Linked DNA regions of Mus musculus: region 2 is linked to region 1. A link is a contact called in ENCODE Hi-C or POLR2A ChIA-PET data. All regions are on one chromosome and are shown on one strand. Each heading gives the region's core, a stretch centred on a gene start or an enhancer-like site at or near the end of the contact. The rest is flanking DNA. Distances are from core to core; before and after follow the strand shown.

Region 1 (6,148 bases), core at 2,358-4,857:
ACCTTTAAAGGCATTTAGTTTATTTTTAAAATACTATTAAGTGCTTCAAGGACAGTAAGTACACTGAGCTGACTAAGCTGAGAGAGTGTTTAGAAACTGGGAAGGAAGGCATGTAACATGACTATGCTCTCTGTATCTGCAAACTCAGCTGTTTTAGTTTGAGATAACCACACAGACCACCACTTCTGTGGATTTTTTTGGTAATTTGAAGACTTTTATTATTATTTTATGTATACTGGTATTTCACCTGATGTATTTAAGTGCACCGTGTGCAAACAGTGTCCTTGGAGGCCAAAAGAGGCCATCAGATCCTCTGCAACTAGAGTTACAAGAGGGCTGAGCCACCTTATCCATTCTGGGGATCCAACCTGGGTCCTCTGTAACAACAGCAAATGCACTTAACTGCTGAGCCCTCTCTCCAGCACCACTCTTTTCTTTTTCTTTTTTTAAAGACTACTTTTAGCACAATTTTAAAATGCACTTTTCAGTTATTTATTCCAGAAGAGCACACAAACTGGTTATCCAATACCAAAAGGTCAGCCCTGAAAACATACATACACAAATGGCATTATTCAGACTGAGCAGGCTGTATCTGGGAACGTAGCATGTACTGGGCATGTAACAATTAATGAAAAAAGTCATGAAAGAGAGAAGGGGTATACTGGAGGCTTTGGAAGAAGGAAAAGGAAAGGAGAAATGGTATAATTTCAAAAATAAAGAAAAAAGTTTTAAAGACTCTGTTATTTATGTATTCTGTGTATGAGTGCTCTGTCTGCGTGTACACCTGCACACCAGAAGAGGGAGGGCATCAGACAGTTGTGAGCCACCATGTAGTTGCTGGGAGTTGAACTCAGAACCTCTGGAAGAGCAGTCAGTGCTCTTAACCTCTGAGCCATCTCTCCAGCCTATAGAAATCAGTTTTTTAAAAAAGGGTATTAAGACCTTATTTTCAGATTAAGTAATTCACTCTTACAAGATTTGAAAAAGACTTTTTGTTTCTTTGTTTTTTCTAGACAGGGTTTCTCTGTGTAGCCTTGGCTGTCCTGGAACTCACTTTGTAGACCAGGCTGGCCTCGAACTCAGAGATCTGCCTGCCTCTGCCTCCCAAGTGCTGGGATTAAAGGCATGCGCCACCACGCCCAGCTGAAAAAGACTTACTAATGCTTAATTTTCTTATGTAACTCATATAGAAGTCATGCTAGCCTTCTCCTTAGTGTATCAATTTTAACATACGTACTGCCAAAGCAAGAAGTTCTACATTTTTGCATATTAAATTAACTCAAATCAAAACTCTACAATGGAAAGCCAGTTTCTTATCAAAGCTTACAAGATAAAGTTAATTTTAAAAACTACTATAAAAACACAACACTGTAATCTCACACTTAACAAAGAGAGTTCTGAATAAAGATCTACCCGGAAAAGGTTTTTAAAATGCTATATGAAAATACTTTAAATATGTGCATAATCTTGAAATGGAAGAATTCCTCCAAAGCATTACAAGAAAATTCAAAAATTATCAAAATAAACAAATTTGATACCTTCAATGGGGCAGACATCAGATTATAGTCCTTGTAAAAAAAAATTTCTTAGGTTAACTATACTTGAAAATTATGCAAGCTACTAAAATATGCAAAAAAAAAAAATGGGGGAGGAAAGGAAGAGCGAGAGTAAATAGAGAGAGACATTGGCAAACCCAGAACAAACAGGCTGTTTAACTGGAGATCTGGGACATGCCCACTGAAACAATACATTTTACTCCACAGAGCAGTAACCGTAGGAACTGACTTAACTTGCATACATGTATTCTCCACAAATATGTATGAAATTACATCAGAAAGGGAAAACGAGGGCTGGCAATATTCGTGCTGGCAGGATCGAAGACGGCCATGACCTCTGCTGAGCAGAGTGAGCAGTCTGCAATCAAATGTGGTTACCAGGACGTAGGATTCTAGTTCCCTATCTTCCTCACCCTTACTTTACTCAAACACATGGGCAACTTTTACATCCCCCAGTAGTCGTGAGCCTGAGACTGTCGCTCAGCTCAGTAGTACAGTACTTGCATACACACACATTCTAAAGGCTGAGGTTCAATCGCATTATCAAATCCTATGCAGCTATTAAAAGTAATTTTGTAACTTACTGACAAGCTGTAGAACACCTTTATATGCTAATATAAAGTAGAAAACTTAAAGAGATACAGAGCAAAGACTGGAACTTTATATATTTTATGCATTCCTCTCATAACTAAAATCCTCACAAAAAGCACGGATGCTTCTATGACTTTCGGTTTACCATTTAGAACAGTGATAGAACATCATGTCACAACCAGCAGCACCCACACACTGTGCACTTCTAAAGCCTGCGTCAGGGGAAGGGCTGTGGAAATATAGGTCGCAGTGACCACTCTCTAATGCAATTGCAATCGAGAAAGTTAAGAGTTTGTAGGTAAATACTTAAAACGACTGTGCGATAATCCAGGTTTCAATTTTGTTTCCTCGATTACCTGGTAAAACAAGCTATATTTACACACTCGAGGCAGAAATACCAACCAGAGTCTCTTGTTCCGAAGCTGGAATCTGTGAGGTGCTTGCAGCACCCTCGGTAGACACAGACATGTTGGTATTGCACATTGGCCTACAAGTAGAAAAAAAACAACAACACACACGATAAAAACTTGAAATTATAAAACATCTACGAAAAGGGACAAATAGATACATGCATTTACGAAGGAGACAGAAAACGTCTTTCGGCAATAGCTCTCAAATGCAAAACGACGTCGGCGAGCTGTCCCTTACCTGGAGGCCCGCAGGAGAAGCGCGGTGATCCGAGAGGGTCCCCCAGGGGTGTCCGGTCGGTCTCCCGCTCGCCCAGCAGACGGCTGCGGAAACGGGGCAGCGTTTAAATAACCCCAGCTGGAGACATGTCAGGACTTAGCTCCTCCGACAGCCGACGCCGGACGTGTCCCAACTTGACCAGCCCCACAGGAAGAGCTGAGTCAACTCGGCCCAGCCCAGTCCCACCCGTCCCGGAAGCCGCATCCCGGCGAGTCCGGGACCAGGCACCTGTCACCTCCTGGACCCCAGCAACGAGCCCAGCGCGACCCCGGAGCGGGCCCCCCGCGCGCGGGGCCTGCTGGGAGACCCCCGCTCTTCCCTCCTCCCCCTCCCTCCGTCCCCTCCCGCGCATGCGCCGTGCTAACCGCGCCATCTCCCACCCCACCCCCCACTCCCACCCACACGCACACCCCCGGCCGCAGAATGACATCAGGGCCCAGCGCGGGCAAACGGTCGCCCAGCCTCGTGCCCCGCGACCCCACGAGCCGGCCCGGGTTACGAGTAGGCCCCGGAGGGCGCGGAAAAGAGGGAATGATCGGGACTCTCCGCCGCCCACGGAGCGGGTACCTGCTACTTCCCGCGCATCTTCCGACCCTTCACGGGGAGCGCGGAGGCCCCGCGGCCGGGGCCTGAGCGACCATGGTCGCTCCAGAGCTCGAGCGACGAGAAGGCGGCGGCTCCTCACCGGCCGCTCCTAGGCTACGCTGGCCCCGGAGGCCCCGTTAACAAAGCAGAGTTCTGTGACGAGCGCCCCCTACCGTCCGCGGAGAGAACGCCGGAAGCCACGGGCCATCCGGGCATCGGGGCGTGCGCGCGCGCACGCCCGACGCCGCCTCCTGGACCAATAGGAGGCGGGGGGCGGGGCTTAGCGGCCGCCCGGTGCCGGAGCGCGCAGGAGGTGGGGAGGGGCCGCGCGGTTGTGTTTACCGCTCGAAACCGCAATGGTCGCTAGGCAAGTTCCTATCCGACTGCTGCTGCTACCAAAAGAAAAGCAAGACTAACAGCTGGGTAGTATTTTTAAATCCATCCCGCCAGCAGCTGAAGTTGTATACAAATGAGTGATTTTTTTTTAAGACTTTAAAAATAGGCAAGGTGAGAGAGGGTGGAGTGGGACGGGGAGGAAATTGTGAGAAGGGGGTGTCCCAGAAGGGAACGGAGAGCGGGGTGGAAAGTGAATAAATAATAATGAATAAAAAATGAATAGCTCCATGGTCAAGAGTGCATACAGCTCCTTTTTAGGTTTTCAGTCACTCACGCCACACAAATTCTGTCATTGCAGGGTACTCAACACACTCTTCTGGTCTCCATGAGCAACCGCACCTGTGTGCACAGACATACACATAATTAAAGTTAAAATTAAAAAAAAAAATTCAAAGACTGTTAGGGTCCATGACACCTTGGGCTCATAGTATGTAAACGCAAAGAATGTTTTAATCTGCAGAAGTCAGCATTCTGGTGTCTCCTCTCCCCATTACTAAGATAGAGACACCCAAGTGAGTTTGCAGACCTGACATAAAGCATATTAGCGAATTCTGGGATAGGTGACCTCTATGTTAATCTATTGGGTCCATCTTTAGGGACATTCCATTCCCGGGGTGAGAGGGCTGGAAACTTTTGGCTGAGAAAGTCTGGAAACTGCTGCTGACCCATTGTCCTTGCCTCAGGCGGGGCAGCTTCTGAGGCCCGGACTTGCCCGGAATTGCCCAGTTCTTGGAAACAGAGATTTAGGCCTAGTCCCCTTAACTGCCAGTTTGAAACTTGTCATGAAATCAGCCTGGCCTTTTCAACACATACACTCCAGTGTTTACAAACTTTCTAATTGTTAGTCATCTTGAGGGCCCAAGATAGCATTATAAGGTATAGGAGTTTGGCCTGGACGCTGCTTTAGGCAGTGTGGACGCAGGTCAAAGAAAAGCATTGATAAGGCCAGATATAATGGTGTGCGTGTAATCCCAGGTACAGAGCAACAGCCGTCTGGGTCCACCTTTTAAGGTACATCTAAGAACGGAGGGTGTGTGGCACCGAGAAGGTCCTGCATTGTTCAGTCCTCGGTCCCCAAAGCAAAAGCCCCAGATCTTAAAGGACTTAAAACCAGGGGTGGTGGCACATTTGCACAGTCAAAGATAATCAGGAAGCTGAGGCAGGAGGATAGCTTGAGTTGAGCAATTTAAAGCTAATTTGAGTAACATTGATAACCTACCTAAAGGAGAAAGGTAATTTCGTTCTTTGGGGCTTGCCACTTCTTACTGACAGCCTTCATTTCCCCAACAGTTCGTGATTAAGGACTTTTCAGAAACCTTTCTCCCCTTAGGAATGGAGTGAATATTCATTTTAAATTTAATAACCTTCAGCCAGGCATGGTGGCATAGACCTTTGACCCCTGCAGTAGAGACGAAGAGACAAGTGAGTTCAAGATAGTGTGTCCACGAGTCCACACAGTGAGCTGCAGATCAGCCAGGGCTGCACACAGAGAACCTGTCTCACAGAACCCAAGCCTTGGGAGATGAAGTAGCCCAATTGGGCTTGTGTGCAGTTTCATGGGATTGGGGCATGAGCAGGATGGGGGGATGGGAGGACAGGGCAAAAGGCAAGCAGGCATGCACTCTTAGCTTAAAGCCCTGGGTTCCCTCCCCAGCACCTGTGGGAATGATGCTGCACTTGTGTAATCCCAGCACTTTGGAGGTGAAGACAGGAGGGTCAGAAGTTCAAAACCGGGCGTGATGCCGCACGCCTTTAATCCCAGCACTCGGGAGGCAGAGGCAGGTGGATTTCTGAGTTCGAGGCCAGCCTGGTCTACAGAGTGAGTTCCAGGACAGCCAGGGCTATACAGAGAAACCCTGTCTCGAAAAAACCAAAAAAAAAAAAAAAAAAAAAAAAAACAAGTTCAAAGTCATCCTTAGCTACAGTGAGATTGAGGCCAGCCAAGATAACGAGATCCTGATGAAAATAACTCCCCAGCATTATTACATTATTAGCCTCAGGAACTCCGTGTGGCTTTTTTTTTTTTTTCCAAGCTGGTCGAACTCAGAAATCTGCCTGCCTCTGCCTCCCAAATGCTGGGATTAAAGGCGTGCGGCACCACCACCCGACTTCCGTGTGGCTTTTAAATCATGCCTTTATCAAACCAAATACAGCTAGATTTCTGATTGTCGGACTCTATACTTAACACTGGATGAGTGAAAGCCACAAACTGGGTGTGATGTCACATGCCTGTAACAGCGCAATGAGAGACTGAGGTGAGAAGAAGAGACCAAGGCTAAGTAAAACACAGACCAGCCTGGACTATATATCAAAATACACTTCAAAACAAAACA
Region 2 (6,148 bases), core at 916-3,415, 36 kb after region 1:
CAGGTTGGCTCTGATTTCCCCGCAGGCACACCCAGCATTTCCAGACCAAGGTTTCCAGCATAGAGAGGAGACTGTTTCACTGCCCCATACCCTGCTAGACCTCTCCCCACTACACAGGACACAAAAGCCAGCTTGTTGGCAACTTACAGCAGTGAAATGACTCCATGGAAAAAAAATTAACTGATTATTGGCTACAGGCAAGGCCTCCTGCTTGCACAGGAAGCTAAAAGCCTAGAAAACTCTCTACGGACACAGACAAGTTATCAGAGGCCCATGAGCAAGTCGTAACACCAACACTTCTTCTGAGTTTAAAATATGCACATCTGAATTTTTTTCATGTTCAAAAGTTTGGAAGTGTGTGTGTTTCACCCAAGTGACTTTATAATCAAAGAGTAAATGACACATGCGACCGATGAACTTAGGAAGCAAAACCTTACTGCTCATTTTGTGAAGACTTCCAAGAAGTTTGTCCCCAGCTGCGCTTAAGCAGGGGTACCGTGCGCTTACAATTGGACACTTGGTGGGCATCGCACACCTGAGCTGCTGTCTCCTCTGCTCTCGTCACCTCCTCAGTTACGCTTTCTTCTCATGTCTGTTGTCTCTATACTTGTAGTCTCTAAACCTTGGGTTACAGCTTCAAAATTTACAAAGTCTACTAAAAAGGCACAAAAAGAAAAAAAAAAGTTACCAACCACTTGATAAAGGGACGTGACTACCACACCAAGGGCGGCAAACACCATTCCAAGCGAATGAAACTTCACATCGTAATAAGAATTTAGGATTACACCTACAGTAATAGGAATCTGCAAAGACAAAGAGGCAAATGCTGTGAGATTAAATTCAAGAATGATGTCTTACAACACTAAGGAAACATAACAGTGGGGCTGGGGTGGGGGAGCACTGTAAGTTTTCTTTGGGGAAAACTGCCAATCCTTCTCTACAGAGATTCACATACAACTCTACATCTGGAAGAAAATATGAATCCGTGCGTTGTGCTTTGTAAGGAAACAGGACACACATTTACAGGGAATAAAATAATCCCCCAAACCAGTACTTAACACATAAGCATAAACAAGGAAGGAGGAAAGCATTATGACTGGAAAAACGAAAAAACCACTAAGTGCTAATGTTATTTTAACGAATCTCCTTTTATGTAAACACAAGGCACCCCAGCAGTGTGCCACTGAAGGTGTATTCCGAGGTATTTTATGCTAAACCATTTCATGTTTATCACTTCTGGTTCGATTTCCTGGGGATATTCTTTTCTTTCCAGGTTGAGCTTTCGCAGATATCCTGACACACTGAACTGTTCCATTAAGGCAGCTCTCTCCCTCATCAATCCCAGCAGTTAAAGATTTCTATCAGGAACACACCCATTTACTAAATAGCAGCGGAGTGTCGAGATGGCCTTTTCCACCCCTCCCCAAACAAGCTTCTTATAAGGGCCTGGCTCGTGTGTGGAGTAAAGATTATGGGAATGGGCTTCCGTCGTGCCAGGCTATAAGCAAGGTGTATTCAGTTTTCCCGGGGAGAAAGGCAGCCAGGTAGCTGGGCAGGGACAGGCTCGCGCAGCGGCAGCGGCAGCTACTCACCAGCGTGAGCTGTATTCTGACGGAGAATCTCTTCTGGTACCAGAAGGTTTGGATGGCTATGATCACCGGCGTGGTCATGGCCTTGGCCAGCTGATAGGTGCCTATGGTGTTGTTCTGCAGAGAAAGGTTGGTGAAGACCACAAAGCCACAGAAGCTGAGGGCCAGGAGGAGGAGCTTGGAGAGCGGCAGACTTTTGGGGGCAAAGATGTTCAGTTTCTGGCAGATGTACAAGCCCAGCCAGGTGACCACGAAGTGCACCAGGGTCAGGCTCATGTTGGGGAAGCCGTGGTGTACATAGATCCATTTGTTGAGGAACACGATGCAGATGGACACCAGCAGGTTGAACAGGAGCCCGGCGGCGATGCGCCCGTTGCCCCGGACCCGGTCCGCCAGCGATGCCATGATGCCCGCCGGCTGCGGAGCAGCGTCCTCGGCCGAGCCCGGGCTGTCCAGCCTCCCCGCGGGGCGCTCGGACGCTCTCCCGCTGTCCCGGCTCTCCGCCGCCGCGCGCCCGCAGCCGCCCGCTCCACGGTCCGGCCGGAGACAGGCATGCGCCAGCCGGGTCCCGGTCGCTGCGCCGCGAGGTAATAGGCCGCCGCCCTCCGAGCGGGTCCGCCACGGCTCCTCCCAGCCCCGCCCCCGCGCAGCCACGTGATTCCGCCGCGCAGGCGCGCTCGGCGCTCCGCTGGGTTGCTTAACTCGGCTGGAGGGAAGCCCTTGGCTCCCAGGGAAGATTAGTTTCTGTGGCCGATTCCCCGACTTACTGGGAGGCGCAGATTCCCCGCCAGTTTTACTCTCCACGTTGCTGAGCTGTTTTAATCCTCTGAAGGGGGGCAGAGCATTACTTACTGAAAGCATATTTTAAAATATCTTTAAAAGTCTAAACAGGCCGGGCGGTGGTGGCGCACGCCTTTAATTCCAGCACTCAGGAGGCAGAGGCAGGCGGATTTCTGAGTTCGAGGCCAGCCTGGTCTACAGAGTGAGTTCCAGGACAGCCAGGGCTATACAGAGAAACCCTGTCTCGAAAAACCAAAAATAACCGTCTAAACAGGTAAGAGTGGATGGACAACTAACTGTCGTCTACTGTAGATTTAAACATATTTTGGCGTATTTGCCTCGAAAAACTTTAAACCACAGAATTTTTTACCCACGAAGTTTTTTTTTTTTTTTAGTAAAACCTAAGAAGCAAGTACATTTACCTGTATGCCCAAGATATTAATTGCACTTCTAAGAGGCATATTATAGTAGCAAGCATGCAGTCCAGTTTCAAAGTTACAGAGCTGGAGAGGAAGTGAAAAATTATATATTTTTGGTTTTGTTTTTCGAGGCCGAGAACTCATTCAGGCTAGACTCGATCTCAATATTCACTTTTATTCACACTGTTACAATATGAGAGTGGTATTTCTCATCTGCAAACGTCAAATACCAACTCAAAGTCTGTCCACACTGATTGAAAACGTGGACCCCCCACTTTTACAATGTTACAGGGATTAAATAGAGCAGACTTGGAAGTCTCTACAGAGCTAAGGATGACACAGAACGGATCTCCCTGCTTCCACCCATTGAAGTGTCACATGCCTTGCAACTAATGTGTAGTTTTAAGTTTTGGACACTATTTCATAGGTTTTTATGATCTGTTTGCTTATGTCTCTGCCCGTTTTCTCCAGGATACCGTTTTTTTCTAATTGGCACTGAAAAGAAGGTCTTTGCATCAGAGGCACAAGAGACTCTTTGATGAATTTTCCACAGTTAATTACGTGTGTGTGTGTGTGTGTGTGTGTGTGTGTGTGTGTGTGTGTGTGTGTGTGTGTATGGGTGCCTGTGTGACGGTCAGAGGATAACTCGGAGTCAGTTCTCTCCGTCCACCAGATGGACTGAATTCATGCTGTAGGGTTTGGGAAGCAAGCACCTTTACCAGATGCCGTCATATCAGCTACGTTCCTCTTTCGTACCGCATTTTTTTTAGAGAATTGCCCGTTTACTTAGATGTCTTGTCTTAGTTGGGGAGGAAAGGGTTTGTTTGGCTTACACGTAGCTGTTTATCACCAAAGGGAGTTAGGACTGGAACTCATTCATACAGGGCAGAAACCTGGAGGCAGGAGCTGATGGAGGCCAGGGAGGGGTGCAGCTTAGGGCTTGCTCCGCCTCACCCCCCACCCATCATCTCAGGGATGGCTCCACCCACAATGGGCTGGCCCCTCCCCCAAATCACTAATTAAAGGAAATGACTTACAGCTGGATCCTGTGGAGACATGTTTTCAGTTGAGGCTCCCCCTTTCAGATTACTTTAGTTTGTGTTGCCATAAGACCAGCACACGTTCAACTATTCGTCCATTTCATCTATAGTTACTTGAATTTATTATAAACATTAGCTTTTCCATTTTCTCTCTGCTGCTTGTTGTGCTGGTTGTTTTGTTTTGTTTTGTTTTGTTTTGTTTTTTTGTCAACTTGACACAAGCTAGAGTCAATTTGGGAAGAGAGACGCTCAATTAAGAAACTGCTGCCAGCAAGTCAGCCAGAAGATGAGCCCGTGGGACATTTTTTTCAAATGTTACTCCATGTGGGAGGCTCAGCTTACTGGAAAGTGCCATCTTTCTGTAGGTGGTTCTGGGTTAGATCAAGCAGGCTGACCAAACCCTAGGAAGCAAGCTGCCAGGAAGCAGTTACTAGAGGGCCTCTGCTTCAGTGCCTGCCCTCCCGCCCCTCACTGATGGAATATTAACTAAAAGTGCAAGGTAAAATAAGCCCTTTGCTCCCCAAGTTTCTACAGCAGGAGAAACCCTAGGGCACCGCTTGCTTAGCCTTACCAAGGACAGTCCCTGTTTTCTTTTTCTTTCTTTTTTTTTTTTTTCCGAGACAGGGTTTCTCTGTGTGGCCCACGCTGTCCTGGAACTCACTCTGTAGACCAGACTGGCCCGGAACTAAGAAATCCGCCTGCCTCTGCCTTCCAAGTGCTGGGATTAAAGGAGTGCCCCACCATTTTCGGCTTCCCTGTTTTCAAAGCTCACCAGCTCTTACTGTTTGCTAGAAATAGTCCCATTGTCACCCTCCCCTACACGTGTGTGGATTACCCTTCCCTGCTCCCTCAGTAAGAGCCTGGGAAGTGTTCTGGCTAGGTGTGATGGAGTACAGTTTCAGTCCCAGTCCCAGGAGTGGGAGGGCAGAGGCCTGTGGATCTCTGCCAGTTCAAAAGAGTTCCATGAGTTCCAGGACGGCCAGGGCTGCATGGTGAGACCCTGCCTCAAAGAGGGAAGGGAGAGGGGGGAGAAAAAGAGAGGGAGAGAGAGGGATTGAAGAAGAGAGAGGAAAGTTTACCCTCCTTAGTTGAGTCTGTGTTTAAGGTTATGGACTTGGGCTGAGATAACAAATTAGATTTTTCTCTCAGCTCCTCCCGCTTTGACACTTTAGGTAAATACCTTCACCTGACTGCAGTCCTCCTGCTCAGCTTTCTGAGTGCTGGGGTTACAGGCACCTGACAGTATTCGATCTGACATGCAGGCATACCATCCATCCCTAGTGGCTTGTCTGGGATAAAATCAGAACCAGAGTTCCTTTATTACGTACATGCATACTCAGTTCCGCTAGTTTTTTGAACACTATGTAACGCTTTCACCTTGGGGGAAAAAAAAAGAAATATAATGGGACGTAAAGATTAGTATTAAAATTAATCCTCCGTCCGTTAGACTGTTCTTGTTTTACCACATTACTTCATTTGTGTAGACTTTAATGTTAAAGCTAAACTATTTCAACATAAAATGCAGATTTTTATGACTTTGAACTGAAAGAGTAGTACACTCAGTGCTCCAAGGTATGCTAATCATAAAACAGATAGCGACATTCCTCCACCCACCCGCTTCCTGGGTTCAAGGAGTGTTCTTGAGAAATAACCCTCACAATTACCAGGTATTCCTTGTGACTCTTAACTGGTATTTTTGGTATTTTCCAACAACGCCCTTCCCACCTCCTTGAGTTGTGGTTTCTTCCTTTAAATACCCCCTTATCCAGCTACTCGGGGCGCCATGGTCCTCTTCCCCTGCGTGGTGTATGACCGTGGGCCCGAGAGCGCTCTTGAATAAAAATCCTCTTGCAGTTTGCAGCAAGACCGTTTCTTGTGAGTGATTTTGGGGTGTCGCCTCTCCTGAGTCAGAACGTAGGGAGTCCTCACGTTGTGGGTCTTTCATTTCAGAACCCTATTGGGTTGTAACTTGTAACTCCTAAGGACAAGGGGGTGTCGTTCCCTACATTGACAGAACTCCAGTGATCACACCTAAGAAAACTAATATTCATTCAACTACACTAATACATAACCTAGAAAGCTAGGATAAAAGATTTACACACATGTCTGTTCTGTGCATGCACATTAGTGCAGGAGGTCTTGCCAGAGGGCTCAGATCCACTCTGCAGACGGGGTTGTAAGTGACAGGATTTGCGGCCCTTGTGCTAGGCAGATTTTTATTTTCGGTGGATGTTTTGCCTGAATGTATGCCTGTTCATCCTGTGTGTGCCTGGTGCCCAGAAGCCAGAAGAGGGCCTTGGATCACTGAAACTGGAGTCCA

Evidence for each region. Hi-C counts contacts between places; a loop is a spot of excess contacts on that map. ChIA-PET counts read pairs that join two places held with the same protein, here RNA polymerase II (POLR2A).
Region 2: a loop to region 1 is called in a map of heart, with 4 times the contacts of the local background. The contact joins the promoter of Slc35e3 here to the promoter of Mdm2 in region 1. A Hi-C loop is called at or near these places in 6 of 37 maps with a recorded cell type or tissue (T-helper 1 cell, heart and left cerebral cortex). POLR2A ChIA-PET finds 5 or more read pairs at or near these places in 4 of 5 experiments (Patski and embryonic stem cell).

The regions. Positions count from the first base shown.
Region 1 is chr10:117,707,151-117,713,298 of GRCm38, forward strand. Mdm2 (transformed mouse 3T3 cell double minute 2) reads right to left here and starts at 3,608. Exons shown (of 12, transcript NM_010786.4): 1 at 3,402-3,608; 2 at 2,796-2,878; 3 at 2,550-2,634. The coding sequence starts at 2,630.
Region 2 is chr10:117,744,193-117,750,340 of GRCm38, forward strand. Slc35e3 (solute carrier family 35, member E3) reads right to left here and starts at 2,166. Exons shown (of 5, transcript NM_029875.2): 1 at 1,593-2,166; 2 at 693-803. The coding sequence starts at 1,994.